Linked DNA regions of Mus musculus: regions 1 and 2 are each linked to region 3. The links are chromatin loops, found by intact Hi-C in ENCODE. Cell type or tissue: left cerebral cortex. All regions are shown on one strand. Links, peaks and the distances in the headings refer to the core of each region. The heading gives the core; the rest is flanking DNA. Region 1 overlaps E430016F16Rik (RIKEN cDNA E430016F16 gene). Region 2 holds the start of Ntrk3 (neurotrophic tyrosine kinase, receptor, type 3). Region 3 has its middle 16 kb from the start of Mrpl46.

Region 1 (9,969 bases), core at 875-8,874, 170 kb after region 3:
GGCAGGAGTGTCTGAAAGTACAGCATGTGGGCAGACAGGAATTCCACCTGCCACTGATACATCACAGTCTACGCCAAATGTAAAGCAGTGACCTTACTGTGTCCATGGATCTGGAAGGTCAGGAAGGAAGAAAGATCACATCAGGACTGCGGCGTTATCTCTATCCTCCAACATCTGGGACGAGCCAATCAATGACAGACTGGAATTATCCGAAGCCTATTGTTTCTGCAGCCTGCCTACTCAAGTCTCAGATGGGGTCTCTGTATGTGTCTTCCTTGTGCCATTAGGTGGGCTTCTTTAGAGTATGTGACTTAGGATCCCAGAACAACCAAGAGATAGGTCTCTAAGTCCTTTTAGAGCCATATAGTGTCACCTCTGCCATGGCCACATGGCTTCACCTCTTGAAGGGAAGGGTTTCAGAGGCTTATTGTGACAGATATGTGGCATAACAGAGATTGCTGTGGGCCTCTTTGGAAAATCCTGAATACTATTGGGACTATAGGTAGTTTGTCTTAAGTACTGTACAGAAGTAGTAAGCCGTCAGACCTAAATGGTCCAGACAGAATAACACTGAATGCTTTGGTAGCAATCCAAATGGACAGATGGCTGACAGCATCCCACACTGTCTGTCCCTGCATCACGTCTTGACTTAACTTAAGACCCAGGATATTATGGAGAATGGGGGTGAGGAAAGCCCCCAGAAGGGCTAAGGTTATATTCCTGCCAACTAGGCAGAGGGGAACTCACGATTGGCAGTGATGTGGATCCTTAAGTGTCTTGTTCATTTGGACTTTCAGGGTCTTTGTGTTTATTCTGCATTTTCATTCATCTCTGTAAAGAGGGAGCCAGGAGATGAGTTCCTAAACGTTGGAGTAGGATGAAGGGCAGTCGGCTTCTTCCTCTGGCACAGTAAACACAACTACACAGGGGATGCCCACTATGGCACTGTGCCTGGAAAATGCTGATGAAGCCCAATGCACAGGAGCCATCATCCTTGTTCTTGAGGCCAAGTGACAAAATCCTGGGTCCAGAGATGGAAAATAACTCACTCAAGTCCAGGAGAATGACTCTACATGTCCAGAGCTTTAAAGACTGTATGGAGTGGCCAATCTGTTTCTCGGTGCTTGAAGACAACCTGTGTTCATTTCAGTGTTCTCAATGAAGTGTCATTTGGAGGAGACATTTATGGTCACTTTAGGTAAAAGAGGTGCTACTCAAATTTAGAAGGTAGGGTCCATGGATGCTGTTAAAGATCCTGTGATGTATAGGGCAGCTGACCACGGAGATTCATCGTGCTCCTAATGTCAGTAGTGCCAAGGTCGACATGCCCAGGCGAGATGTTCCTAACAAATCCAGACCCTACAGTGGCAATTTTGGGAACATGTGTTCACTCTTTCTTTCTCTGTCAGAATGGTAGCAGTCTCCTCACATTGGGGCAGTGACTATTTCTCACTGTGTTCTGAAGGGAAGTCTGGCTAGGTTGGTGGCAATATTTGCTTTTTTCAATCCTGCATGATACACACACACACACACACACACACACACACAACATCACACAGTATAAGAGTGAGCTTAACGTATTGGAAGGATATGGTTTCTTGACAGGCAAAAGGATGGTGGCACTCATGTTCAGGTTACTTATCTTGGGAGTATGATTATGACTTTGGGGAACCTGAAAAGAAAGTTCTAGAATGAGCAGTTGATGCTGCCCCAGAATGGAGTCTTCAGAAGAGGTCAAAGGTAAGAATGGGCAGAAGCTGCAGGCAAGGAAATAAGACACTGGTTGGTGTACATATGTGAACAGCCAGGACTGTCCCAGGACTCTGCCCAAAAGGGCAGCTGGGAGAAAGGACTGGTCTCCATTAGAGCTGGAAGCCAAGAAGCAAGAGGTGAGTAATGGGTAGCCTTGTGAAGTGCAGTTTGGACCTACAGCTTAGGAACGGACTTGGTTGTCCTGAGGATCCTGGGACCTGCGAAGAAACACAAAGAAGTCTAGGAAAGGATGTAAAAGGAGAAGCAGAGGAAAGGTGGATAAGAGAGAGCCACTGTAGACAGACAGGAGGAAAGGAGGAAGAATGCGTGCCTGCCGGCACCAAAGTTTCCAGACCTTCATTTGTTTTATTGTAGCCTTCTGCACATATCTAGTCAAGTAGCTGCATACCCCAACCTGGCTGGCATAGGGAATGGTGCCTGTTAGGTCCCCTTAAAGACAGGACATGGGAGGAAGTGCAGGATAAGAGCAAAGTCATGAGTTTAAGACCTACTGGAGCACATGGATGAGGGTCCCTGGGTCTCAGAAACATGAGTCCATGGGTAGACTGTAAGTGCACCCCATCAGACATCCCCTCTGTGTTCAGGATTACTGCTGTTTCCCTGATCCAGCAGGCAGAGTCACAAACCTCCCCTGGAAAGAGGCTGCAGAAAGTCTGTCAGTCCCAGAGAAGACTGGGAGCCTGTGCATCAGTTGGGGGGTTGGGGGGGGCTGGGGAAAAGGGAAGGTGGCTCTCGTTCCTGCGTGGCATTTGCTATTTCGGACTTACTGAAAGTCTGCTTCTCATGGATCTCTGCTCTGATGAGAGTGACAAGACTTCTCACAGCGATCTCTTTACTTAACCCCTTTTGCTGGGCCATCTGTTCACTACTCTGATGTATGCTTCTCCTCGGAGGAGCCATCAAATTATTCAGGCTCCTTCCCTGGTGCAGACGCTGCTCTCCTCCCAGCTGCCCCTACCCCACACAGCCGAAGCCAAACCACTTTCCCACATCCTGAGTGACACAGATACTGTGTGCGCGCGGGGGGAGGGGGGTGCCCGTGGGCGAGCAATCATGGTCCTTGAAAAAAAAACACTGGGGGTTCGGTTCGGTGCTCATCCTCACTGTGGAGTCCAGCTTATGCTTCAACTCCAACGCCTCCCCCAGACTGGCTTTCAAAAATACCCACTTCTGAGAGCTCTATGGTCCTTTCTGTGCACTCCCATCAGTGAGGACCTGCGACAATCACTTGCTCTCTCACAGAACACCCTGGGTCTTCTGGAACCTGGGGTGGGGGGCGTGGTGGCACCGAAAACTTTCTCCTTATTCATTTTCAAGTTCTTACAAATTTTGAAGCCTTCTTGGGCTTTTATATGCCCCTCCCTCCCCTCTGCGCCTCATGTCTCTCTCCTTGATGTGGTCAGTTCTCTGCAGCGGGGCCCAGGGCAGCAGCGCTGTTGCTGACAAAAGACTTTCCATATGCTCAGTCCAATATGGTAGTTGTCAGCCACTGCACCTACTGAGTTCTTGAAACCCGGCTTGTACTCTGGTGCTTGTATTTATATTTATGTTGAAGCCAGTCGTGGTAGACTTAAACTTAGCTTCAAAGCAGCGCCGGCCACTGAGACACCTGGGAGGGAATAAGCTAGAGGGGCGAGGTCTGCGGAAGGAGCCGAGCCCTGGGTGGGAGTTACAGATAGGCAGAGTGAAAGCTCAGAGATGCACTGATCCAGGCCCAGGCCTCTGGAAAGCCCCAGTCTCTCCTCATGGCCCAACCTCCCTGGCTCTGCTACCTGCATCTCAGGCAGAGGAAACTGCTTGGTGCTTAGCTGGTCCTTAACACCCTCCAGGGCAGGCATCAGGCTGTGAGAAGTTTTGAATAATGAATGCAGTCAAGAGGGGTGCTGGCTTTTTCCATTCACTAGCTGGAGCGCCTTCCCCAGTGGGTGGGTGAGGCACACAGTCATCACCCACCCCTAGAGCAATCTTCCCAGGGTGAGAACAGGCCCCCACCCCCGCCTTTCTTCCTTTGCCCACAGGAGGCTGAGAGCTGGCAGGAGGGGGGTGGGGTAGGGAGGCTGCAGAGCCCTGCCTTAGAATTCCAAGCAAGGAGCCACAGCTAAGGTTCTCTTCTCTTGTTTTCTAGCCACTGTTTATTGAGCTCATCTTCCAGGTACTGTGCTAAGTCACATAAGCGTATATTCTCCACTGGTCCTAGGAGGTGAAATCAGCCCTGGTTTCTGAGCCCAAGGCTCAGAAAAGCTAAGTGACTTGTTCCAAGCCAGCAGCTGATCTGTTTTGATCTCAATGTCCAAACTTTTATCAAAAGCACTGCCTTCTCCTTCTGGGTTAGCAGGCCAGATGGGTACCTTTTGGAATGCCTTTGGAGGAAGAAAAGGAGTATGGACCAGCAGGATTGTCAGCTTCTGCTAGTGCCCAGGAAACTGTCACTGAGTAGACATTCCTTAGCCAGTGACTCAAAACCGAAGGATGCTTAATCAAAGTTTAGTCTGACATATGGAGAACTGGCAGGAGATTAATTTAATATCACCTCATGTTGAAACCCTCACCCCCCTCCCGCCTCGTTCCTCCTCTCTTGGTCTCTTTCCAATCTGTTTTCATTGGCATCTTCAACTAGGAGCAGACAGAACCAAGAGAAGCACCAAGAAAGGCATTGCCTGACGCCAGCTGTGATCTCTGGGCAAAGGCCGGGCTCTCTGAGACCAGAGGAATGCAGGCAACTTCCCAGAAGCACCTGGGTACAGGGCTGGGAGCTGGTCTAGAATGAGGGTGGCGAGGGTGGTCTCAGTTGTTGGCCTGTAGTGGCGACATGTGACTGCTTCCTGGGACCTTGAGTACTTCTTTAGTAAGATTCTACATAAGCCTCCAGCATCCTCATCTCTCCACTGCAACTGGTTGTGACCATCAACCGCTGGTCCTTGCTTACTGTCTGCTCCCTCCCCCTCCTCGGCTATCTTCTTGCTCTCTCCTATGCTCTCTCAGACACAGGTTCTGGCTTGGATCTCACTGTTGTTGTTAGTTATGTGATTTCTTATTCCTACTGGGAGATTTCTTGTCCCTTTTGGAGTTTGCCTTCTGTCTGTAGGTGGAAAAAGGAAGATCCCGGAGCTAAGGAGCAGGCAACAGCCAGGCCTGACAAAAGGCCCTAAGGAGTCCTAGGGAAAGGTGGTAGCTTGGCCTCTGCTCTTCTTTTTGTGGCCGGTAGGTGGTGCTAGATGCTAGCCCAGGCCCAGCTGGGGCCTTGGAGGAGCTAACTGCTGTTCTGTCTTACAGGAAAGACTCTGCCAGACATGAAGAAGCTCTGACAGTAGGGACTCCGTAGCTGATTCAGGACACTGGAGGTGCTACGAGCATGCTGCTGTTTCTTGTCTCCAAGCTTTGCAGCTCTTAGAGTCTGGTCCCCCTTAAGGAACTGGAAATCAGGTGCAGAGTAGAACAACTGGGTAGCAGACGTTTGCCTGTAACCTTCCAAGGAGGAGTAAAGATTCTTTCCCTTGCAAGCTCAGAACAAACTTGACCTCACCCCATTTGGGGCAGCTAGGGAGGATAGACATACAGACAACTGTTTCTGGAGCTGCCCTCAGCAGCAGAGTGAATGGGGTCTTATTCTGTTATCAGGTTCTGAACCGTGTGTGCCTACTGAAGGTCTGGCGCACAGTGTGTGCTTCACTAAATGAACGAATGATGGAGGAGTTCAGATTTTCCTCCTGGATTTACCCTCTGGATATATTTAGGAATGCAGCCAGTTCCTCTGCAGAGAGATTTCAGGAGTGGCCTAATAGGAAGGGTGGACCTTGGAGGCCCACGTAGCTGTAGCTGTGACCTTCACATTTGTCTGGTGAGGAGATTTCTTTTTCTTCACTGCGTGAGCATCTACTGAATGTCCAGCAAGTATTTGGTACATCTTTCTAAACTCCAAAATCTCCTGTCTACAAATATGCCCCCATCAGACCAAAATAAATAAATAAATAAAGGTCTGGTGTCTTTACACCAGATATTGGGGATATTGGCTTAGCTCCCTAGGCATGCAGAGCTTGGGGAAAAAGGGTGGACTTTTGGAGTTGGCCAGTCAGAAAACGGAAAGATGGGTCTGTCTGGTAGGCCCTGGGGTATTGGGTCTCGGTGCACATAGCCAGTGTAGACAGAAGGGAACGTTATCTAAGTAGGCACATGAGCAAGCATTGAAATGGCTTTGCTGGTTGTTTTTTTTTTTTTTTTTTCTGGGCTGAGACTCAAACTCGGCCAAGTGCTTGGTTTTACTGAGGGCTTGATGGAGGCAGGTCAGTCAGAATTGTGGCTAAGACAAGTGCTTGGTTTTACTGATGACTTGAAGGAGGCAGGTCACTCAGAACTGTGGCTAAGGGAAATGGGAAAGGGGCAGATACTTCGTGTGATCCTTAAACACCCAGTGTCAAAGTGAATGAGTGAGGCGTGGGGTAGCTGGGGGTAAAAGCAACGGCCTGTCAGAAAACTGACTGTAGGAGGCAGGGGAGGCTTCATAGCTGCCCATGCAGGGGACCCCCTGTGCTTTAACCACCACAAAGAGAAATGAGTGAAGGAAGAGCTCAGAGTGAGAGCTGAGCTCTGGGCAGCTCTGGTCACCCACTCTTAGGATGTTCTAGGGAACTCCTTCGGGATTTATTTAATAACAGCTCGTATTGAAGCCTTTGCCTTGCTCCTTCTCTGTCTGCTTGCTTCCAGTCTTTATTGCTATCTCCCACCTCCAGAGCCATCTATTAAATGGCACGATGTGCTGGAAACAAACTCCAAGCAGGACTGGGAGATTCACAATCAGCTCACTAGAGAAGCCATTGAAGAAACCGAGCCCATCACCCTGGAGAAAACAAGACCTGGAGTGGAGTGATTCCATCCATGTTGGGATGAGCACCGAGCAGACACCATGTGGTCGGAGAAGGTGAGCTCCCCAGAGACCAGCAAGTCCAGAATGGAGAGAGAGGACAGGTTGGAAGTTACACATCTCTCTTCAAGTCTCACAGACCAAGAGCCAGTGGGTTGTGCCATCCTTCTGTATGCTGGAGCTTCCTCAGGACCACTTAGCTGTAAATTCAAGCAGCTGTAAAGGTCACTGGCCTTATAGCCCCACCTCTCCCACTGGCCCAGTGGCACTGTACCTAAGTTCTTAGCCGAGGTCTGACTACTAATTAAGCTGAATTCCCTTAGGCCTCTGGATAAGAACAAGGCAAGGCCAGCAGCAGAACTCCTGTGCTCTTGGCTCAGAGAAGGCTCCAGCTATGTCCCTCCTAATTCCTTCTTGGGAAGAAAGCAGGCTTCCTGTGTGGGCCATGTTACCTTGAACAAATTAGACAGTCTTTCCAAGCCTCAGCATGGATACCTGCAGAGGAGTGGCAGGTTGCTTCGTAGGCTATTGGTGGAAACCATCCTCTTCTGTTGCAGTATAGGGCTCCAGAAGGTACAGAGAGCTGGCCTACCATTAGCCTTCCTCTGGGATATAGATATAGATACCCTCCCTGGATATAGAACTTTTAATACTAAATATGAAAAGTAATGGGCAAACCAGGACAAACTGATCACTTTAGCTAGGGTCCCATCTTTTTCTCCCCTTGCCTCCTGGCCAGTCTTACGGTTAACTCAAAGATAAAGACATCTGGAGACAGACATTAAGGACTGAAAATCTGTCAGCACTAGTATAATCTTGCCTTCTTAGAGACCAGTGCCAACTAAGGGGCTTCTTCATCTTATTGGGATAAGTTTGCTATGCCCTTTCTCATCTGGTAACTCTTCATCTCCCCTGGAATTTCTTATCAATCTTTAAATCAGCCTGGTGTTTTCTGTTTGTTAATACTATAGTGGAGCCTAGAATTCTGGGCTGTCCACTGCAGGACAGAAGAGGGAGAGAAGAAAGAGGAAGAGGAGGGGGGGGGAGGAAGAAGAGGAGGAAGAAGAGGAAGAGAAAGAAGAGCTTCTATATGCTCAGGTTGAGCCTGCAGTCCCTGTAAACACTCTGTGCCTGTGGTTTCTAAGTACCTAGGTCATATTCTCACAGATATCCTTTTCTTCTAGGATAGATAATGTTGACATTGGACTTAGTACATTCCCATTGTCAATGTCAAATGACATTCCCCAAGGCAATGCAAGGCAAGGCAAGGCAAGGCAAGGTTCTGCCACACAGGCCTTCACTTGACTGTATCAAGGATCACCTTGTTTGCTTTGCAAGTTCTATCCCTGGGATCCAAAGAAAGATTCCTGGGAAGGAAGTGGGGGTGGGGAGGGAAAGGATAGAAAATGTCCTTTCAGGTTTCACGCAATGTCTGCGAGATCAGCACGTGGATAGAGCACGTGCTGGGTCCTGGGTTCTGTAGAAATGCAGCAAGAGGCAGACATATACACAACAGCCTCTCAGACCAGGAAGGTCTAACCTATAGAAGGCTGAGAGGCTGGCAGGAGGACCTGGCATGGAGGAGTCCTTGCCAAGGAGGTGAGATACCCTGAGCTCTTTTAGAGGTGGGATTCTGGCAGGCAGAAGCTATGGGGCCCAAGTGCCAAGATGTATAAAGGTGAGGACCTGGGAGACGGAGAGGCTAGGGCCCACGTGTTGTGCACAAGGGTTAGGCTCTTGGCAGTGAAGGCTGTTAGAGGAAGAAAAGCTGGATTGCGGAAGGTGTTGGCATGGGCCTGGGGCTTAGGATGAAAGAGGGTTTAAAGCAGGAAAGAGTTAGGGATTCCAGCCATGTTTTGACAAAATGTCAGTTCCCAGGACTTCTACCTCTTGCTGTGGTTTCCTCTTTCTTTTTTCACAAGGAGCTGGGCCAGCCATCTCCGATCAGAACATCCCTGTCCTTTCCACACCAGGAGGAGGAAGCCTGGCTCAGCCCAAGGGAGGCTCTAGCCATTGGCTCCTGTCCACTCCCAGACTAGGAGTAGCTGAGCCCAAGGCCAAGGCTGGAGTTGGCTGTTCTGTTCCCTCTTTGGGGAAAGAGTCTGTTTCTCCATAGCCATAGAGCAAAAAGTTCAACCTTGCATCTTGGCCCAGGAGCAGCATCTCCCAGCTCCTCCTGCATGCCCCTCCCACTTCAATTGTACCTTTCTCCCTTCATGCTTGTCCCTGCCTGTCTCTCCCCACTGTCCTTGCTACACCCATCATTCTGCCTGTTTTTCTTTCTCATTCTTCAGAGCTCTCTCGCTCTCTCTGTCTCTCTGTCTCTGTCTCTGTCTCTCTCTCTGTGTCTATGTGGATGGAGGCATACATGTGTGTGTGTGGGTAAGTGTACATTTGTGTGCACATTGGAGGGTGACTTTGGGTGTTGCTCCTCAGGAGCCATTCCCCATGTTTGTTTGTTTGTTTTTTAAGGCCAAATTTCCCATTAGCCTGGAGCTAGTTTAGCTGCCCACACAATGAGCTCCCCAGATCTATCTGTCTCTAGCTCCCCATAGCTGAGATTACAAGCATGTCTCACTATGTCTAGCCTTTTTAACATGGGTTTGGGGATCAGACTTAGGCAGTCAGTTGCATGGCAAACACTTTTCCTCATGGACCATCTCCCCATCCCTTCACTTGCTTTTTAGACCTGACAATGGAGGTCCTTCTATCCTCCCCTTGCCTCTGCTGGGCCCCACTGCTTCCAAGCCATTTTAGAGGTGTGTCCCTGAGATCTAACAGACCCTTCTTGCTGTGTAACCTCAAGCTAGCAGCTTATCCTCTCTGAGCATTTTGTTCTTCTAGAAAGAAGAGCGGCAATGGAGAGCTCGCCACACGGGGAATGGAGTGTCTCAGTGCTCTGCCACATAGGGCTGAGCTGTCCTTGTTCTGAGTTGACCTTACTCCCTCCCTGTTTCAGTTGTGGGTGAGATGAGCATCTCTGGGACTTTTGAGGAGGCCAGGAGTGTCTAGAAAGGGATGGGCAGCTTAGTGGCATGATGTTCCTTGCTGGGCCTCTTTGGATGCTGCTAGCCTTTCATATTGCTTCTGTATTTCCCTTCCAGGGTAGCAAGGAGACAAACCAGGAAACATCGGCACTCATCTCTGCTCTCAGGTGGACAGCTGTCCTGCCCCAGCCAGGCTTCATGCCTGTCTACAGAAGACAGGTTCCATAAAGCCAGGGTAGATGATGGACTGGGGCTAAAGGGAGCTACAGAGCTGTTCGAGAAAGGGCCAGCTTTTGCTATGATGCCTATGTGTGGTCCATCCCATCCTCTCTAGTTCACCTGGCCCTGGGT
Region 2 (9,969 bases), core at 998-8,997, 190 kb after region 3:
CATAGACTCTTCTGGGAAGCTTACTCCTTTGGCTTTTGATTTTACTCGAGAAACAGAACACAGAGTGGGAGACGCTTCTTTCCTGAATGCCCCGCCCACCAGCATCATCTGTGGGTTGCCGGCCACAGTGAGCATTTCCTTATCTGCTGGGGCAGGACCTAGGTGACACACTGGCTGGTGGCAGCTACCATCACGTGCATGTGCAGCCCCTCCTCCCTCTGCTGCATTGATTTCTCAGTCTCACCCCACTGTTCGCAGCTTGCAATGACTTGGCAAGGCTTGTCTTCTATAATAGAGACCAATGCCACCTCCCTATTTAGAGGGAGCAATAAACATGACAACTGGCATGGGATAGGATCAATATCTGTTGTTTAGGGAGAGATGCAGCCCTGTGTACTCTGCCTTGGGACCCAGGACTTGTCAGATGCCCTCTGGTAGCACCAATTCTGAGGTTTAGGGATAGAGTCGCAGAGCATCATGGGTGTTGCCAGCATCCCATGGCACTGGCAGTAGGGCTCACAGGCTTGCCAGGAACTTCTCTGCAACTGTAAGCGAGGTGAGCTTGGGGGGGGGGGTAATGAGTTCCACCATCAATGGGTACCAGCTGCCGATACTTCTGGGCTGGGGCCGTAAAGCCCTTAAAACTCTCAAAAGGAGAAGGCAAAAGCCAGCACAGTATGCTTACTGGAGGGCAGGCATGGTTCAAAGCACCTTTCTATACCTGGTGAGTTAAAGACAGTTAGAGAAGTGGAAATTGAGGCATAGAGCCTATGTCACAGAGACTTATAGGAAGTAAGTTTAACTCTCAGCGACATGATGCTATATTTAGTCTCTTTATAGCTTTCCACTTCTTGGGTCCCCAGAGTTGGATCACTTGAAGCCTGTGGGATTTAAAGCCATTGAAGATTTGAATGCATTGCCACATTTGGAGTGGGGGAGACCTAGAAAGCTGTGATTTTTGAAGTATAGGGAAATAACTGAGGTACTCCGCTCAGAGAGGTAGGAGGGAGGCCAGCAACCCTGTACCTTGTAGAAAAGACAGTGGGTTTAGCATCAGCACCAGCATGGAAGCTTCATTTCAGATTGAAGACTATTGGAGGAGCATGGTGGCTTGGAACAAGGTGGGAGGCTTTGGGTAACACTGAATTTCCTGTCCCTGAGGATGTTCAAGCAGGGGAGGTCTGGGAACAGGAGTATTCTGCTGAGAAAATTCCTGTTACCAAGTGGGGTGGCTCTGGGTGAGGGAGGTGGTCTGTTTCACCCAACACGGGCTGTGGGTCTGGCTTTCAGGGTAGCTAAAACAGGGTGCAGCCTCACCCAGATGTCAGTGGAAGGACCAAGAAAACCATCAAGGAATCTTCTTCAACTGACAGGAGTAAGAGATAAGGACACCCCCCTCCCCATCAACAGGTAGCTTCAACCCCCCAGTAGGTGTTTGTCTAACATCTTAGAACTTGAGTTGGGGTCCTGAACTGGGGTGTCCTGTGCTTAAATTTTCCTGCTTTGTGGGGCTTACTTTGATGCTCAACTTGTCCACCTTCACAGATTCATTTTCGGCATCCAGATTTGGCTGAAGTTCTCTCCTTGGCCTCCGACTTTATGAATAGCATTGCATGTTCTCAGTCTCTTGCATGGGCACCTCTTCTTCTAGCACATGACGAGGTCTGTCTCTTCCAGCACAGCTCTTCGGAACAACAAGTTCTTGGGAGCCCAGGCCTCCCACCGTCCCCTCAGGTGTTCCTCAGAACTGCCATTCGGGACCATTGCTCCTTTCTCAGCTCCCACTGAGAAACTGGGTCCTAAATCGGCTCAGGCTAGAAAGCTGTGCAGCATAGCTTCTCGGTTCAGACTGATATTGTAGGAGTAAGGCATAGTGGGTGGAGTAAGGTGTAGGAGTAAGGCAATATTTAGGGTCTGGCCTCCATCCCAGAAATATGGCCACTGGCTCAGAAGTGTGGAGCCATTGGAAATGGGGATGTGGCAAGGTGAAAAGGGTGATCATTGTGTGTGTGTGGGATAACGGGGGAGTCTTAGAAAGCACTGGTTGTGGGGTCAGCACACTATGTTTTTTTTGCTTCCTGAATTTCTACTCCCTTCCTAGGTACAGGGACTTTGAGCTGCTTTGAATCCTTCCTCAGAAGTTATGGGCATTCATAGTCTGGAGCGGATTTCTTTAAGAAAGAGACATGTGCTTGATTTCTGTAGATAAATGGGGAGCAGAAGGAGCTCCGTGCCCTGTTAGGCAGCCCTGTCTGACCTATACGGTTGGAGATTTCCTTGGAACCTTTGGAAGCCCTTGGCATCTTCTTTAAGCCCTTGCATCTGCCTTGCTGGGAAAGCTTTCTAAGTTTTACATTTTGTACAGGGAAACAAACAAACAAACGTTGTTCCTTCTTGTCCCTTCTTGGTCAGCAGGGGGTTGGAGGGTTGGTGTGCACTCTCCAGCTTCCTCATTTAGGAAACTCCATCTGGCAGCTGAGAAGATGGGGACAGATTATCCTGATTGTCTGGATGCTGAGATGAGTCATATGTCCAGGACACAGAGGCCACATACTGGGAATTCAGGATGATATGACAAGTCCTTCTTCCCTGTCAACCAGGACATTCTCAGCAAGATGACAGCATGGTTTGAATGCCCTGGGTACCTGTTGACTGAGAGGAGAGTGTCTGTCCCAGGGACTCTGTCCTAGCCCCTTACCCATTTCTGGCTTACTTTGACTGCTTTTCTGTGGCCTGTAGGCGTTTCACTGATAGTGGAAGTTTAAAGATCTCCTCTCTCTCTCTCTTTCTGTGTGTGTGTTCATGTTTATGCACATGTATGTGGGTGTATGTGGAGTCCAGAAGTTGATGTCTGGTGTTTTCCTTGCCCTATTTTTTGAGACAGGGTCTCTCACCGAATCTTGCTGGCCAGCTAATACCTAACACCAGAGATCTTCTTGTCTCTACCCCCAGCAGTGCACACTGCTAAATAAATCCATTTTTTAAAAACATGGGTGCCGAGTCTTCATGCTTGTGTGATCAATACTTTATTGATGACAGCCATCTTGCCAGCCCCAAAGTTCTGTTTTTGCAGGCACCCAAGACACTCATTTATTCTAACTGGATGCTTCTGGGAACCTACATGGAATCCCTGTTCCTTTCTAATGAGTCCCTTCATCCAAGGCTTGTGGAGAACCAGAGATGATTCGAGCTGTAGGGGCTCTGAAGCTGCCCCCACCCCATGCCTGTCAATCACCTAGGGGAACTTCTTAAAATGTTTGGTTTGGGAAGTCTCTGATGAGGTCCAAGGAGTTGTATTATCTATTACAAGCTGGCAGGGACTGTGGATGTCATCAGTTAAAGGAGAGCAAAGACCTGGTTCCATGTGGTCATTTCATGGATTTGAAAGCTGAGGCCCAGAGTGTAAGTCTATTTGTTCATGGTCATAAGTAGAACTCTGCTCTTTCCACTTGCATTAAAAAAAAAGAGCCTTCTTCATTTTTAAGCTTTACTTTCTAAGTGGGCTCAGAGCTCCTAGCACCTTACCTTCATCCTATCCACGGTCAAGAATGAAAGACCTTTTGTCCAATCAGAGTCCCTTGCTTCACAGCCTGAATTTTCACTCTCTGAAGAGGTTTCCAAAGTTTTGCTTTGAAACCCGACTTATGGATAGCATCCTTTCTTTGCAGGCAGTAATAAAAATCGTCCTTGTCCTTAAAAATGGGCGGGGCACCCTTTAAGACACAACTATGCTTTCTCCTTGTTGGAGCTCTACTAAATCCCCTCAGGCAGTCAGCTATTCTGTCTCCCTGGGGTAGTCTGGGAAATGCTTCCTATTTCTCCTCTGCTATCTCTCAAGAGAGGCCAAGTTCCAGTGTCCTGGCTACACCTTACTCTCCCTGCCTCTCAGAGAACCCTAAAGTCACTCAGGATGGCACTTGAAGTGTCAGGGAGATTCCCAATGGACAAGGACATCAGGGACTGGCCTGAAGCCAGTAGGTTCTGGTTTGAGAGTCTAAGGCTGTCTCCACTCTGTCCCCTCCTGCTGGCGGGAGGGCAAAATGCCATTCTGGGGACAAGGCCATCATGGCGACAGGGTGTAAAAGTCTCACTGGGGCAAAAGGAAGGCAGAGTGTAATGAGAAGTCGGGGAAAATGCCTTTTATAGGCATGCTCTTTTCTTTTCCTCCTTTCACCCAAGTTTACTCCCAGCAAAAAGTGTTACTGCAAGCCATCGGGTCTGTCTGTCGGTGGCACTAGGGGCAGGCTGGTGGCACCGCAATACCCCTTCCCCCCATCTTGCCTGCAAGTTGCATGACCTGCATTGGAATCCACAGGGGGGCGGGGGAGAATCCTTTCAGATCCTGGATGCTGTTGAATTCAATGTATTTTGCTTCCTTGCCTGCCCTCACCCAAGCTCGGGGAGGAGAGCGCTGCTTTCTTCTGCGTGTGAATGCTGTAGTGTGTCTGCCTGCTCGGATTCCCCTAACCCTTTCTTCTCCTTTCCCACAGCAAAATCTCAGGCTTTCTCAGGAAATAGCTCGCATTTGGCATATTTACATTTGCATTTTATTTTTAAAACAATCCTATCAAGGCAAAAAGCGGGGGCTATACTTCTCTCCCCATCAGGTCTAAACTTGCCTCGAAGGCTGCACCTGTTTTGAGCCCCTACCAGGAAGGGGTGTTTGTGGGGGAGGGAAAGAGGAGGTTCTGTGCCCCCCAAATCATCCGGAGAGAGCAGTCCGCCCACCCCCTCACCAGGCTGCCAGCTCGGCGCACCCGAGGGCTGAGCCCAAGAAGCTGGCCTCCGACGGTGCTGGCGTGGTGCTTGCCAAAAAATGCCCTTCGCATCTCAATTTCCTGGCCGCTTCTTTCGCATGAATCGCTCGCCCTGGGCCACCTCGGTTCTCCAGCGCAGTCCTGCAGGCGCTCCTTCCCTCTTTCTCTCCTTCTCTGGTCCCTGTTTGTCCAAGGCGGAACCCATAACGCACCGCCAAGAAGGAGCAATAGGCTCAGGGGCACTCAGTGTGCCATGCCACGCAGTCCCCTCCCAAGCTGAGCCCAGCTCCCGGGACTCTTGATTACCCAAATGAGTGTCATTCAGATCTAGGTCTGCACGTCTGCGGCCGGCGTCCCTGGCTGCCTCGCTCGGGTTCCTGTGCGCTCCTGATTCCCGTCACTGTCCGTGAGCCCGAGACCCTCACTCAGGCTGGGGAGCATCCCGGGTCACCTGGGCCACGCTCATTTCGCTTCCTCCTGCGGAGGAGATTGCAGCAAAACCGGGCAGCACGAGGGCCAAAAAGTGGAAGGGAGAACGCCTTTCGTGTTGCTCAGTCAGCTTGCCAACTCTCCCTCCCCAACGCCGACCCTCGGAATCCCAACTGCAACTTTTCCTTTCCGTCTCGTTTTCCCCTCGGCTGCAGCGAGCGGGCGCGGGCGTGGAGCGGGCGGGCAGCGGCGCGGCTGCGGGTGGCGGTACCGGCGAGAGCCGAGAGCCGGCGAGTGGGTGGGTGGGTGGGGAAGCAGGAGGGAGAGGACGGGCGGGGAGAGAGAGGGGTGTGGGGAGGGGAGGGAGGGGGAGATTCCGCTCTCCTGCCTCTCCCAGCCCGGGCGGGGGGCGGGGGGGGGGGAGGAGGCCGCGAGGAGGGAGGGGAGGAGGGAGGGAGGGAACCGAGGAAGACGCTCCGATAACCCGTGCGTTTCGTAAGGCTCGGAGCACTTGTACATTTCTGCAGGCGCGTAGCGAGCCATTCGCCGCGACTGCTGCAGCTCTGACTGCATCTTCCTTCTCCTCCTTCCTCCAGCTCCGCGCGTGTGTATGTGAGTGTGTGCGAGTGTGTTTTGCAGGTGTGTCCGTTTTAATTCTGCCTAGGAGGTGGGACTTGGTGACTTTAGCACCATCTTTTTTTCTTTTTTTATTATTATTTTTGCCTTCCCACCGTCTGTTGTTACAACCCTGCAAAGTCTCGGAGTCGGAGAGCGCGCCTCGTTTCCAGAGCTTCTGGACCCCGCAAGCCGGCGAGCGCCGAGCCGGCCACCATGCCCGGCAGACCGCGCCACTAGGCGCTCCCCGCGGCTCCCACCCGGTGGCGGCGGCGGCCGCGATGGTTTCCGACGCTGAAGGATTTTGCATCTGATCGTTCGGCGTTTCAAAGGCAGAGGCCCCCCTCCCCCTTCCCCCCTCCCTCGCTGTCTTTGTTTCCTTCCCCCCCTGCTCTCCCCACTCCCCCCACCCCACCCCCCTCTCCTCTCCTCCTCCTCCTCTTTTTTAGAAGCAGCGATCGGAGATGGATGTCTCTCTTTGCCCAGCCAAGTGTAGTTTCTGGCGGATTTTCTTGCTGGGAAGCGTCTGGCTGGACTATGTGGGCTCCGTGCTGGCTTGCCCTGCAAATTGTGTCTGCAGCAAGACTGAGATCAATTGCCGGCGGCCGGACGATGGGAACCTCTTCCCTCTCCTGGAAGGGCAGGATTCAGGGAACAGCAATGGGAACGCCAGCATCAACATTACGGACATCTCAAGGAATATCACTTCCATGTAAGTCAGGCGGCCGCTACCCAGCCCGCCCCCCACCCCCGCCCCAGCTTCGCGTCTCCGTCTTGCCCGCCCGCGGCCCGGGAACTGGCCCTGCGCTCCCCAGCTCGCCTCTGTTCGCAGCCCGCCGGGTGCGCATCAGGCTCGCCCTGGCTCGGGAGATGCTGTAGGGCTGCGTGTTTCAGGTGACTCCAGCCCTAGCCAGGCGTGATTTGATGATGCTGGTGGGTACCTCTCCCTGGAGAGGACCCTTCCGGGCGGAGTGCACCCGGGCCCAGCTCCTGTCCCCGCCCCCACCCTCTGCCTGCTCGTTTCGAGGGTGCGAATTGGGTTCTATGCCCCCCACTAAATAGCAACAGTTTGGCCACGCTCAAGTGGAATAAAGTAGAGGCGTCTCGTTTCCCTGACAGGCGGTGGCAGATAGCGGCGGCAGAGGCAAAGCTTAGCCTAGCCTTGGAGGGAAGGTGACAGATAGGGACTGCTTGAGAACCAATCGGGATTTTTTAAAAAAAAAACTGTTTCCCTTTGGAGAGAGCAAAACATGCCAATAAGTAAACAAGTTGGAAGCTGGCTTCTCCCGAGGAGACTTCGGACGTGTTCTGGCCGTCATGGACGCCTACCTCTTTGCTTTTCCTCCCCCCCACCTCCCGCCGCCTTCTCCAACCCCATTTTGGGCATTTCCGAGACATCCCCCCCTTTCCCACCCTCATCTGCATCTGGGCGCCTACAGACCCTTTCCTGGCTTGGGCTTCCATAACTGCCCAGGGTAATTCTGAGTCAGGTTGCTGGAGGCAGGAGAGAGAGGACGACCTGGGTTTTGGGAAGGAAATTTCTTTCACAATTCTGCGGTTCCTTCCCCCCACCCCCTTTCTCTCAAAAATTGAACTCTGCGTGGCGTTTGGCTGGTTTGCCCCGGCTGAGTGGGACCCTGTGTAGTGGCCTGCTCTTTTCTTGTTGTGTTTCTTTGGTAGGGATGGGGCCAGAGGCCTGTGAAGGAGTGAAAGGAAGAGTCAGGGCCAGGAGCCTGCATAGCCTTTCTTTCATTCTTCATTCTTCAGCCAGGTGACCACCACCCCTCTGACCTCTCTGCCCCAGGAAGGAGAAGGGTGTGGATAGCTCTTGGATGCTCGGAGGGCAGCTCATTGGTTTTTGCCCCGTGCTCTCATCCCTTGGGAGCCCCAGGACTGACTAGGACGGTGGCCAGGCTCTGAGGGAGACGTTTAGGGTAGCTCTTTGCCTTGGGGACGGACTAGAGCAAGAAGGGACCCAGTGTGCTGTGGCTACTGCCCTCTCAGTGTCCACCCCCTCCCCTCTTTGCTCCAACCATTGCCTCAGGACTACAAAGCCTGAAGGAATTGGAGTCAGGCTCTCTCCAAAGCCCACCAGTTCTCTTGGTATAAGAGAGACCAGCTTGTGTTCTTGCAGCTTACACTTTGAGGGAGATGAACAGCCCCAGAAGATGTCCCCGACTCCTGGAGACAATCCTGACCCATATCTTAGCTCTGCCTTTCATTCCTTACTACCTCCAGGATGGTCAAGGATGTCCAGATAGACAGCAAAGGGGTAAGGGGAGGGGAGAAGAGAGCAAAGGAGAAGCCTCTACCCACTTGGAGGCCAGTGTCTGTCCAGGAGCAAGGTCTGGAGGAATATGTTTCAGGGAAGCTTGGCCCCTGGATTGTAGGGATGGCTGCAAAGAGCTTAGTGGCCTGTGCTCTGGAGTTGGGCATGGAGATTTTCAGGTGATTGGATGTGCCAAGGGCTGGAGAGTTTGGGAGCCAGTGAGCTGTGTCTGCCTTGTTCTCTGCTCTAAGGATGTGTATGTCCCTGGGAACCCTCAGGGAGGCAGGATTGGTCACAATCAGATAGGCTCTTTATGGTCACGAAGAGGTGTCACACCTCTCAAAATGAGGTTTGGGGAAGCGGTTCTATGGGGGGGGGGGAGTAGGATTAGTTGTTCCCCGGAGACATTGGTGGGAGGAGGGGACACAGTTGGCCTCTTGCTCCTCTCCTGGCATTAGAGGATCCCAGGAGAGTGCCTGTGGCGATCTGAGCAGGGAGACTGGGAGCCGCTCAGTGGGAACTGGACTCAGCAGCCATCAGGACTCTCTCCTAAACCCATCTGACATCAAAGAGAAAGTGGTAGGGAAGGTCAGAGGTCAGGGGTTAGATGACCCTCCCTCACCCCATCTTCCCCCCAGTGTCCTGTTATGCCTGCGTCTGGTATTGACTAAACTCAAGAAGGGGCTCAGACTCCCACTCCAGAGGCAAGGAGTCCCGAGGAGGGAGAGGATTCATGTTCATCCAGGGAAGAACATGCCCTTGTTGCTCTCTTACTCTTTAAGACATGGAAGATTAAGGGAAAAGGTAGCCTTTCCCAAGCCCGCCTTCCATCGGATCTTAGCACTGAATAATGGGCTATACAACATATATCCCAGGTCCCCAACCCAAGGCCTGCTGGTAGAGGTGGGGCTTAAAGAAAGAGAAGCACAGGGCAGGAGAGGATCCAACCCTAGGGGGGCCTGGGAAAGTGTCCTTCAGACTCGTGTGTCTAGAGATCCAGGGTCAGGAGGGGGCATCGCCTGTCAGCCTGGAGCTCTGGGTGATGGCGTGCGGCTGGACAAATTCTAGGCATGGAGAGACGGCGTCTCCTCAGGTTCTTCTCAAGTATCCATCCTCCGAGAGTGAACTCTTTGTGCTGAGTTTTTAGACAGACAAGGTTTTGTTTCCTTGTGGCCCCAACTCTTGTGGTATCATTCTGAGTGGTGGCTGTGCCCATCCAGAGCTTTGGGTAGAAGAGACCTTGTTAATATAAGGAGGAAATCAGCAGCAAGCATCAGGGCAGAGGGGTAGACCTCGTCTCCATCTCATCATAGTACTCCAAAGAGTCCATAGCTGCGCCAAAGGGTCCTTCCTGCCTTCTGTTTGTTCCCTTTCTGTTCAAAAGGGCAGCCCTTTCTTTTTCTTTTTTCTTTTTTTTTTGCTACTGTAGCTCTTAATACACCATAAACTCTTCCAGAAGGGTCCATAGGCAGCCACACCCAACTAGACTCTGACGTCACAAAGGCAGGAGGGTGGTGGCCAAGATGGTGTGTTGTCTAGGCTGCCTCCTTAGGCCGGGCCTACAGGGTTGTGTTGGCTTGGGATGGCGTGTCCTTTGAATGGTGGAAAGAAGATGGAGGTAGAGACTGTGGCATCGCTGGGTCAGATGTTCTTGAGGTCGCTAGCCTGGGCTCGCAAAGACCATGTACTCTGGACTGGGGCACCGAGCCGCCATTTGTATACCAGCCTGAATTGCCACAGGGTTCCAGGTGTTTGGTGGGCTTTTAGTTTCCTGTATTTCCCCTTCCCCTGGAGACACTTTGCAGACTGAAGGGGTCACCTGGGGGCTCTGCTCTCTAGGCTTTTCGGTTTTAAGGAATGGGTGGGTGACCCAGCCTTGGCAAAGGTCAGTGAGAACTA
Region 3 (9,969 bases), core at 951-8,950:
AACATGCCAGCTGAAAGGCCAGGAACCCAATTATTAAGCATTCCCAGATATCGGAGCTCCAGACACACAAGGTGAGATAAAACCCATTAGCTTGAAATCTCAGGGCAGTCACAGCCCCCTCCCTTCCAAGAGGCTTGGGTGATGGCCAGTTACTTTACCTGCCTTGGGACTTTACTTCATAAAATGGGGTGAGGGAGGAAAACGCTCATCACTGTTGCCAGCGGACACATCCATTGTGGGGGTTGCACAGGGTTTGGGGGTCATTCTGGATGTGATGCGATGCTACCTCAGCTAATGGGGTTGGGTGGTTGCTCCCCAGGAAGGTAGGAGGCTATGAGAAATACAGAAGGAGAAGCAGATGCCGGGATGCCTGTGTGCACTCTTAGCTCTCCCACTCTGAAAAGCGATGAACAAGTCCTTTTGAAGGCCTTGGCAGATAGACAGACAGACAGACATCGCTAGTCACTGGAAACTGAAAGTGGATGTCCTGCCTGCTTCAGTCCCTGAAGAAGGGGCTGACTTGGGGGGAGGGAGAGTGTCTTAGTTTGGGTTTCTATTGCTGTTTAGAGAGACCATGACCACAGCAACTCTTACAAGGAAACACTTAATTGGGCCTGGCTTACAGTTCAGAGATTTATCATCAGGGCGGGAAACATGGCGGCATACAGGCAGACAGTGCTGGAGAGTTAGCTGAGAGTTCTACATCCAGATTTGAAGGCAAGAAGTGACAGCGAGACGCTGGGCCTGACTTGAGCATCTGAGACCTCCAAGCCTGCCTCCAGTGATAAACTTCCTCCAACAAGGCCACACCCACTCCAACAAGGCTACAGCTCCTAATAGGGTCACTTCCTGTGAACCTATGGCGACCATTTTCATTCAAATCACCACAAAGAGCCTTCCCCTTAAGCTCTCTTCTTCCCCAGTAGGGGAACACCACACTAACACAGATGAGGACTCCTTTGGGTGTAACCTCTGATAGACAGAATGGGCACACTGGTAGAATGGGCTTGGGAAAACACCCAGGTGAGGAAGCCTGTAGTAGATGAGTGGAAAACCCCCTTGACTGAGAAGCCAGGTAGAGGGCTAGCTCGCAGTTTCTTCACTGGTGAGTGGAGCTATGCATGTAAGTACCACAGGTGACACAAGTGTGTGATGTGCACTTAGCATCACCGTACCTGGCCTCTGGAGCAGCCGTTTGCTGAGCACAGTCCTCGATGCCCTGACTTCTGGGCCTGCGGCAATTGGAAGCTGACATATTTATTATCAGTCGGGGGGAGATTCTGGGTTCTTGTGGCCATCTCTGGGGGGTGTCATAGATGGATGTTGTATCCTTCAGAAGGGGAAGGGACCCAGGGTCTTATGTATTGGGGCGACTTCGTGTGGTTCTGGCCAGTTCTGCTTGTCCACGCCACCTGGCTCAGTCATGTCAGCCCCGATTGGCAAGTTTTATTCTCACCATTTGTATATCAGGAGATGCACTTAGGGAGGCGGAGACTTTGTGACAGTCTCCCAGATAACATATTGGAGACAGCATTTGAACCCAGAGCTGTATGATGCTGAAGCTACCCATATCTCCTGCTATCTGGACACTTGCCTTGCTAAATCAGAATTCTTGAAGCACTGACCCAGGAGCAGTCAGCTTCGGGTGGGTGGATCGGACCGCTGGATAGGTTGAGAGTCTGAGGATTTGGAGTAGAGAACTGTAGGGCTTAAGGAGCTGAGATTCTCAAGCGTGCAGAAGAGAATGGTGAAAGTCACGATCTTTCTTTTTAATTAGGTATTTTCTTTATTTACATTTTAAATTTTATCCCCTTTCTTCATTTCCCCTTCACCCCCCCCCCCCCAATCCCATCCTACCTCCCCCTGCTCACTAACCCACCCACTTCTGCTTCCTTGTTCTGGCATTCCTATACACTGGGACATAGAGCCTTCACAAGACCAAGGGCCTCTCCTCTCATTGATGTCCCACAAGGCCATTCATTGCTACATATGTGTCTGGAGACTTGCATCCCTCTATGTGGACTCTTTGGTTGGTGGTTTAGTCCCTGGCAGCTCTGGGGGGTACTGATTGATTCATATTGTTCCTCCTCCTAGGGGGCTGCAAACCCCTTCAGCTCCTTAGGTCCTTTCTCTAGCTCCTTCATTGGGGACCTTGTGCTCCATCCAATGGATGGCTGTGAGCATCCATTTCTGCAATTGTCAGGCACTGACAGAGCCTCTCAGGAGACAGCTATATCAGGCTCCTGTCAGCAAGCACTTGTTGGCATCCACAATAGTGTCTGAATTTGGGAACTGTATATAGGATGGATCCCTAAGTAGGACGGTCAGTGGATGGCCTTTCCTTCAGCCTCTGTTCCAAACTTTGTCTCTGTATCTCCTCCCATTGGTATTTTGATCCTCCTTGACCCAGGAGGTCGGCTCTCCATCTGAATGAGTAAGCGTAAGGCATGGTAGTAGGAATTCTGGGAAGGAGCACATAGGAATTCCTTCACACATGAGAGCGAATTCTTGAAATAGTCCAGTGATCCTTCAATAAACATTTGCAGAGAAGAAGGTTTCACTGCCAAACGCTGGGGATAAAATGGTGATTAAAATACTGGCTAACGTCCCTGTGATGGTTCAGTTCTGAGGGGGGCAGGAAACAGACTAAAACAAGCCAAAGGGAATATGGGCCTGCCTCTCACTCCTATCTGGCTCAGCAAAGGCCTCCTAGTCAGGGCAGAGTGGAGATCATAAAGAGCCCAAGAATGAGGAGGAGGGAGCCAGGTCAGGACAGACAAGAAAGAGACACAAAGCCATCTGCAGAGGCCGGGACAGAGTTCTGTGGGGTGTAAGAGCAGCAGATGGGAAATCCATCTTTGTGTCTTTGGTTCTTAACTGTCCCAAACAGTTTTAGGCCAGTTATCTGGAGGCAAAGGCAGGCATTTCTGGATCTTCCATGTTGAGTGGATCTAAGTGGCAATGCATAACTTGTCAAAGTCAACTGTGGAGATGGATCTTAGGTGTCACCTAAGTCCAACCTGGCCAGTGTGTCCTCAGATGACGGGACTAATCATGCTTTATCTGATGGAGCCTGTGATGGATATTCCCAGTTGTCAACTTGGCTATATCTGAAATGATCGACAATCCAGAAATGGAAGGCGTGCCTGTGATCCGGATCTTGAGACCGGAAGGCACAGGCTTTGATATGCATCTTGACGTGGGATGACACAAGCTTTTGATATGGATCTTGAGGCATAGTGCCCATGAAAAGCTTAGGCCACTATCCTCTTTAGACATCTTGAGTGCATAAGGGGGCAAAACCAGCTTAGCATGCATGTCTGTCAAAGATGACCCATGACTGCATTTCCCTATCACATGCTACACAGAGAACACTTCTGTACACATCTGCTGTCCTGTCTCTCTCTTCTCTAAAATCTCTCTTGTGAATGCTCTCTCTCTCTCTCTCTCTCTCTCTCTCTCTCTCTCTCTCTCTCTCTCTCTCTGGAACATCACGTCATATGCCTTTGATCATTCACATCACATTCAGCTCCTTGGACATTCACAGCACACACAAGCGTGCACATCAAAAGCTATCAATATTCTAGCCACGCATCCACATACCCTTGAATGTTCACATCACACCCAAAACCCACGATGCTTCTCCTACCACACACGATACAAACCTCTGAGATCGATCCGATACATCGGTACCTCTGATACAACTGTACCTACCACATTCGCCTGCATACATCGATTCCTGCATACCTTGAAACTGATTTGATAATACACGTGCACCTTCTTGAACATTCACATCACACATACACTCATGAATATTCACCTCACGCATCATCTCAGGTCCTTTGCCTCTTGCTCTCAGATCCTCTGTGTGTGTGTGTGTGTGTGTGTGTGTGTGTGTGTGTGTGTGTGTTTGGGGGGAATGTGTGTGATAACCCCTTTAAATACACATCTCATGCTTTCTTACTGACTGGATTCTAACTGGATTTGGCCAGTGAGGGAGAGGTACTGGCAGGAGGTTAAAGGGAAGGGAAGCTAAGGCTAAATATTCCTTCCCACTGCGTGCATACATCGCCTGCTCAGCATCTCTGTGGTCCACAGCCGGCAGCCCTCTTTGATTCACATTCCTGCAGCATGGCTTGCTCCTGGTAGCATTGTTTTCTTCTGCTGTCCCCAGCCCTCAGGGTGATGGCTTTACTCTTGCTCCTCTCCAAATTGCCTCTCCATACCCTGTTTGGTTTCCAGCTCTCTCAACACCATGGGAACTCATTCTCCATGTTGAAAAGTCTCTTTTGAACGACATGGCGTGGGCTACATTTTCCTAACTGCATCCTGACTGATGTTGAGCCAACGCCACGACGATAATGGATTTCACGGTGTCACTTAAACACGCATGTAATGTATTTGGGAGTAACCACCTCCTCATCTTCTTCTTCCATAGTCATCTCTTCAATTTTGGGGGCATCTTCAATTATTTTTTTTCTCTACAGTATACATATGAGAGAGCACCTGTGATAGTATTTTTTGAATCCAGCTTATTTTACTTAATGTCCATTTTCCCATAAATGACATGAGTTTGTTCTTTGTGGCTAGGTAGCACTCCATTGTGTATACATACTACACTCTCTGTGTTCATCTGTGGGTGAACCATTTTGGCTTTTGTGAATCGTTGGTGATCAACACCAGCACGCAGAAGTCTCTGACATGTGTCAGTTTTGATTCCTTTTCAGATAATCCTCAGGAGCAACACTCACAGGAGAGCAGTCTCATCCCTTGCCCGTAGCTCTCTAGGTGTGGTTGAATCTCTGTTGAACTAAATCCTAGTTCATACCATTCAGTATTTTGCTGAGTTCAGTGGCACCTTCTCCTCTGCTTCTCCAGGGCTTTACTGAGCTAAAGCTTCAGGAAGCATCTCTGCCTTCTCTAGGTGGATACAGAGAACAGTGCCCAGCCTCACGACAGACTCCATCTTCTTGGATAGAGTCCATTTGATGGACAGTGTCCTTGCAGAAACTTAAAGGGGCATTTTATAGGACCAGATTTTTGCATCATTTAGCTAGATATGATTTCAGAAGCCACGTGGGTCATCACTACCTGGCTCCTCAGGAAAGAATGGGAGCCATCTCTATCTCCCTAAAGATTTATGGTGTGAGAACTGACCACCGAAACTAAATTCACATTTCATGGACACACCCTTGGGCAAACCACACTTTGATTCTGGCTTTCTTGTTCTCAAAATTATGAGAGATTGTTGCCAGTCATTTATTACTGTTTTCAAAATGCCAAGGGAACTGTATAATCTTGAACAAGTTCTATGCCAGCATGTGGGCCTCGTTTTCTGCATTGGCAGTGTAAGAATGTTGGATTCACGTCCTGGTTGGGGCAGCTGCTGGTTCATGTGCGTCAGGGATTGGGTGAGTCTGTGCAGTACACATCGTATCCACAGGGAGGCGCCACACACAAACGTATATCCCTCCTAGGTACGCTTGGCCAAAAGCTGGGCTGTGGGTCAGAAAGCCCCACTGGCTCTTAGGCTTTCTAGCGTGTTATTACCGCCAGGTGGCCATCTGTCCACAACAACGAGTCAAGGCACGATGGCCACTGCAAACACGCAACTGTATTGCAAGGAAGAAGTCACCAACCAAATCGTTAATGCATTAGCTTAATGCATCAGAAGGAGCTGACAGGATTAAGCTGAGATCACTAAAAGGGTGAGGCAGCTCAGGAGAGGTAGAAAGAACTGGGGGAAAGGGCAAGGACACCAGCTTGCAGGCAGGTTGCCGGCCGCGTACTGGACTCGATGTTACATATTCACAGGTTGGTAGGTTCACCCTGTGTTCTGAGTTTCTCTGACACTCGTGAGATACCAGTTGAAGAAGCAACTCTAGCTGACAGATGAGGGAAGAGCTGGAGGGAGGTGGCTTGCTAGCTAGTCAGTGGCAGAGCTCCATCTTAAGACCAGTCCTCATGTGCCATGATGCCAGGTTCAAGCAGCACACCCAGGATCCTGGAAGCAGCTAGTTTTTACCCGAGCATGGAGTGGGTTCGGTGGAATCTATTCGTCACAGCTCCTGGCATATGACAGGGAAACAGTGCTGACCTTGGCTTCACATGTAGCAGAGAGTGAATCGAAGTGGACTCTTTGAGTCACCTGCTTCTATCCCTTGTTATATTTTGAGACAATAAGGCCCAGAGTTAGTCATTTTGCCAAGGATGGAGCCAAAAGCAAGAGAGTAGGAAATCTTCATCCCCACCTGGGCTTTTGCTCAGATGTCCTGTGGGCTCTGCTTGGTTGTAGTGTGGGATTCCCAGCATTGTTTGGGAGCCTACGGGCCTGCCCAATTGCCCTCAAATGCCAGCCTCCTAGGTGCCAGCCTTGCCCTGCCGCCAGCATCTCCTCCCCTGCTGGCCAAGCTCCTTGGCCTTTGTTAAGACCTGTTGGGCAAAGCAGGGATTACCCAGCATGCCAGGCATGTAGAGGCCAGAGAACCAGGCTCTTGGCTCTGCACAGCTTTCCCTGGGATTACAAGATAATGCATTTGAAGAAACATTAACTCATCCAAGTTTATGGATTATATGGAAACGAAATCGTAGTAATCTCCTCAGCCATCTGGTCCTTGATGCCACTTAGCCAGGACCTCCCAGAAGCGCCCCTCCCCCCAGGTCCCCACACAGGGCTGGGGACAGGGATGGCCATGTTCCTTATTCCTCAGGCCAGGGCAGCATTTTCCAAGGGTCTTGGAAGGGCCAGTACAGTTTGTGCCTTCAGTATCAGAGAGGTGGGCAGGGCAGCTATAGCAGGGCAGAGATGTGGAAAACCATTCATTACCAATAATGCTGCATATGGGCCGTCAACCTGTGTTTGTAATGAAAACCCGACTTTGCAGTTTAGAAAGCATCATTAGGCACATTTCTAGGGTTGGAGTGCTGGGAGGGGAATTTTTCTCCAGATGAGATGCTTGCATCTTCCATCTTTCTAAAGAATCCCGAGCAATGGAATCCCAGCCCTTCTCTGCCTCCAAACCAGGGGATGCAGGTTCTCTGCAGCCAGGACTTTGAATTATGCACTTGTGGCAGAGTGCAATCTCCTGAAGCTGTCTAAAGGGGAGGAAGCGGAACAGGGTGATGTACAGGGGCAAAGCACATGGATTTTGGCTCTAGCCCACCTAGTACGAATTCACTGTCACCGTATGACCCTTAGCAAGTCATCCTTACCTTCTGTGGTTGTTACGTGGAATGAGTGTGTTTATTTAAATTAAAAATTGTTTATTTATCTACGCGTACAGATGCAGCAGTGCGTGTGTGGAAATAAGAGGGCAACTTAGACTACGTGGGTTCCTGAGACTGAACAGAGGCTGTCAAGCTTGGAAGCAAGCACCTTTACCTGCTCAGCCATCTTGCCGGCCCAGATGTGCTTTTTTAAAAAAATCGTTCATTCATTCATTCATTCATTCATTCATTCATTTTGTAGTGCTGGGGGGTTGAACTCATAGACTCACGATGCTATGCAAACACTTTAGCACTGAGCCACACCTGTAGCCCTTAAGTGTCTGCATTTAAAGAAGAATCTTCTACCTGTTGCCAGGGCCCCATTCATTCTGTCTATGAGTGAGGTTGTAGTGGATCCCTCACACCCGTGGCGTGCTGGTAGGTAAGCATTTGGAGGTGGTGGATGGGTGGTAGGTGTCCTTGATATGGTACCTCATGCTGATTTCCTTGGTGTAAATACTCCCGTCAGGGTTAGCTTTGAGGTCCCACTCACTGCAGAGCTGAGAAGAGGGGCATGCTAGTAGCTGTAAAGAGTTGGTTCCAGTGATGCTCAAGCCTGTGGCCCATGGGTGGGAGGAGGTTCCGTAACAAGTATTCCATGGCACAGATGTAGCTCAGAGGTGGAGAGTGCTTGCCTTGCATACGCAAGGCCCTGGGTTTGGTGCCAGCACTGGAAATAAAATGACAGGTGTTCATACTGGTTGGTAAATGGTCACTATTTCAAGAGCCCCTCCCTTATCCCATTAGCCTTGGCCTTCCTCCAGTGAGCATCTTAACCTCTCAGTCATCCATCTACCACAACAGTGGGCCCGAGTCAGTGATCTAGTCAGTGCTACTCCTGGTTGATCATGGCTGAACTGGACCAGTAGATAAATGACTTGGGTATCACAGGCCTGTGTCCCCCAAGATGTTATGTTCGTTTATCTAGTGTCCCTGACTTATGGGCGTGCTTCATTGCTGTCAGCTACTTTCTGAGACCTCCTCCCCTTGCAGTCTCAAAGAATGGCTATAAGACAAGGGACAAACGTTGTATCTGGAGTCTGAACTGGTGTAATTGGAGGTGTCTATCCCCATTAGAATAGAGTCGTACATGGTTTGCTTAAATGATTAAAAATGCAATCAATATGACCAGCTTCACTGGCTTGGAGTATCATATTTCTTTTATTTCTCCAATTAGCTGCTTGAGCAGGCTTGATTATTCAAAAGTTTATTTAGGATTGCTCTTTTGAGGCTTTTTGCCCCATTGAGTTGTTGGCTCCTTATGAAGGAAGTAGTCCTAGTTTCAAACGCCAGGCAGAAAAACAATTCGAGTCAGATCAGTTGGCTGGCTGGCAGGTTGGGTTGGTGGCTTTGCTCAGGACTCAGAGCCTGAGTGATGTGCCAAAATAGTTGGATGCAGGCAATTGGGAGCAAGGCAGGCATAGAAACGGGTGGGATGGGCTGGAGGTGTCAACAGAGTGTGGTGAGGTCTGTGGTGAAGTGTGTGTCTCACGAGCCAGCTGTGGCCACGTAGGAGCGTGGGCCCAAGGTTAACGGTCTGTCTTGTATTTTCAAAGGAAACCACATATGTGTGGGGATTTGTTTTTGAGACATAGTTGGCATCCAATAAAACACAAAGTTAATGAGTTTTCACATATGTGTCCATTCTATGTATGTAAGCCTAATCCATGTAAAGATCTGGTCGGTTCCCACCCCCAGAAATGCCCTGCCTGTTTGGTTCTGGTCACTGGGGTGACTGTTGCCTTGAATAGACAGAGATGAACTTCCTTTGCCCTTAGAGCTCCTGTGGTAACGTCACAGTCTATATCCTCTCACAGCCACCTTTTCTTAAGCCTTTTCTAGATTTATGTGCATTTTGTTTTTGTTTTTATTTTGTTTTAAGACAGGTTCTTACTATATAACCCAGGCTGGCTATGAACTCTCAATTTTCCTGCTTCAGCCTCTTAAAACATTAGCTTTCTGTGCCCAGCTCCACTGTCAGGATTTATTCGTGTTGCACGAACCACTGGGTCATTCCTTTCTGTGGCTGAGTATGACAAAATTCTCAAATTTGTCTGTGCACGCTCTCGCTGAGGAACACATGTCTGGCATGTTCCTTCCCAACTACTATGGACTTTGGTGAACAAAGCTACCGTGAACTTTCCAAGAGTCTCTTTTTGTACACACAGGCATTCATTTTATCTTAGAGGCATACATACACATGAGTGGGCAGGGAGATTGGTGCATGTAACTGGTTCGATTCCTTAATGATCACATCCATTTACACTGCTGCAGTGTGGGGGAGCTCTGGTGGCTCCCCTCTTCGTTGGCACTCTTGGCCATTCCAATGACTGTGCAGTGGAACCCCAGTGCGAATTTAACTTGTGTTTCCTCAATGAATGATGAGTTGGTCATTTTGACATATATTTTTTGGCCAGTTTGTTTTCTGGAGCTGAGGAGTTCCTTAGTAGTAGACATCTTGCCTAGTAGGTGAGAGATGGATTGATAGCATTGCAAGAAAAAAAAAATAAGGAAAACCAACCAACCAAACTCCTTCTAGTTCAACTTCTTCTCTTCCTCTTTTTTTCCACCAAACTTGAGGTAGTTTGTCATTGTCATTATGGCTGTTGTTATTTTACGTTTGTTTACTTTGTGTGTGTGTGCACATGTGGAGGGTAGCCCTTGGGAGTTGATCCTCTCCTCCTACTATGTAGATCTGGGGAT

Evidence for each region. Peaks named below come from ENCODE experiments on the same cell type or tissue, not always from the same donor. Only the 100,000 strongest peaks of a DNase experiment are listed, where the experiment ranks them.
Region 1: a loop joins it to region 3, with 5 times the contacts of the local background. A loop is called at or near these places in 20 of 42 quality-filtered maps.
Region 2: a loop joins it to region 3, with 4 times the contacts of the local background. A loop is called at or near these places in 15 of 42 quality-filtered maps.

What each region holds. Positions count from the first base shown.
Region 1 is chr7:78,591,118-78,601,086 of GRCm38, reverse strand. It overlaps E430016F16Rik (RIKEN cDNA E430016F16 gene), which reads left to right. Exons shown (of 11, transcript NR_015542.2): 9 at 6,501-6,688. Among named protein-coding and RNA genes, the nearest start is that of Ntrk3, 18 kb to the right of the region's middle. In left cerebral cortex, for the core only: a CTCF peak has its summit at 4,979 (motif pointing right); DNase peaks (open chromatin) are centred at 3,722, 4,120, 4,334, 4,987 and 3 more places; H3K27ac peaks cover 2,543 bases.
Region 2 is chr7:78,574,080-78,584,048 of GRCm38, reverse strand. Ntrk3 (neurotrophic tyrosine kinase, receptor, type 3) reads left to right here and starts at 6,211. Exons shown (of 17, transcript NM_008746.5): 1 at 6,211-6,513. The coding sequence starts at 6,266. It overlaps E430016F16Rik (RIKEN cDNA E430016F16 gene), which reads left to right. Exons shown (of 11, transcript NR_015542.2): 11 at 1,291-2,983. It overlaps Gm39038 (a long non-coding RNA gene), which reads left to right and starts at 9,728. Exons shown (of 2, transcript XR_882235.3): 1 at 9,728-9,818. In left cerebral cortex, for the core only: CTCF peaks have their summits at 4,027 and 6,032 (motif pointing right); DNase peaks (open chromatin) are centred at 7,637, 7,905, 8,281, 8,937 and 11 more places; H3K4me3 peaks cover 4,981 bases; H3K27ac peaks cover 4,771 bases.
Region 3 is chr7:78,761,985-78,771,953 of GRCm38, reverse strand. No RefSeq gene overlaps it. Among named protein-coding and RNA genes, the nearest start is that of Mrpl46, 16 kb to the left of the region's middle. In left cerebral cortex, for the core only: a CTCF peak has its summit at 5,457 (motif pointing right); a DNase peak (open chromatin) is centred at 5,459; H3K4me3 peaks cover 237 bases.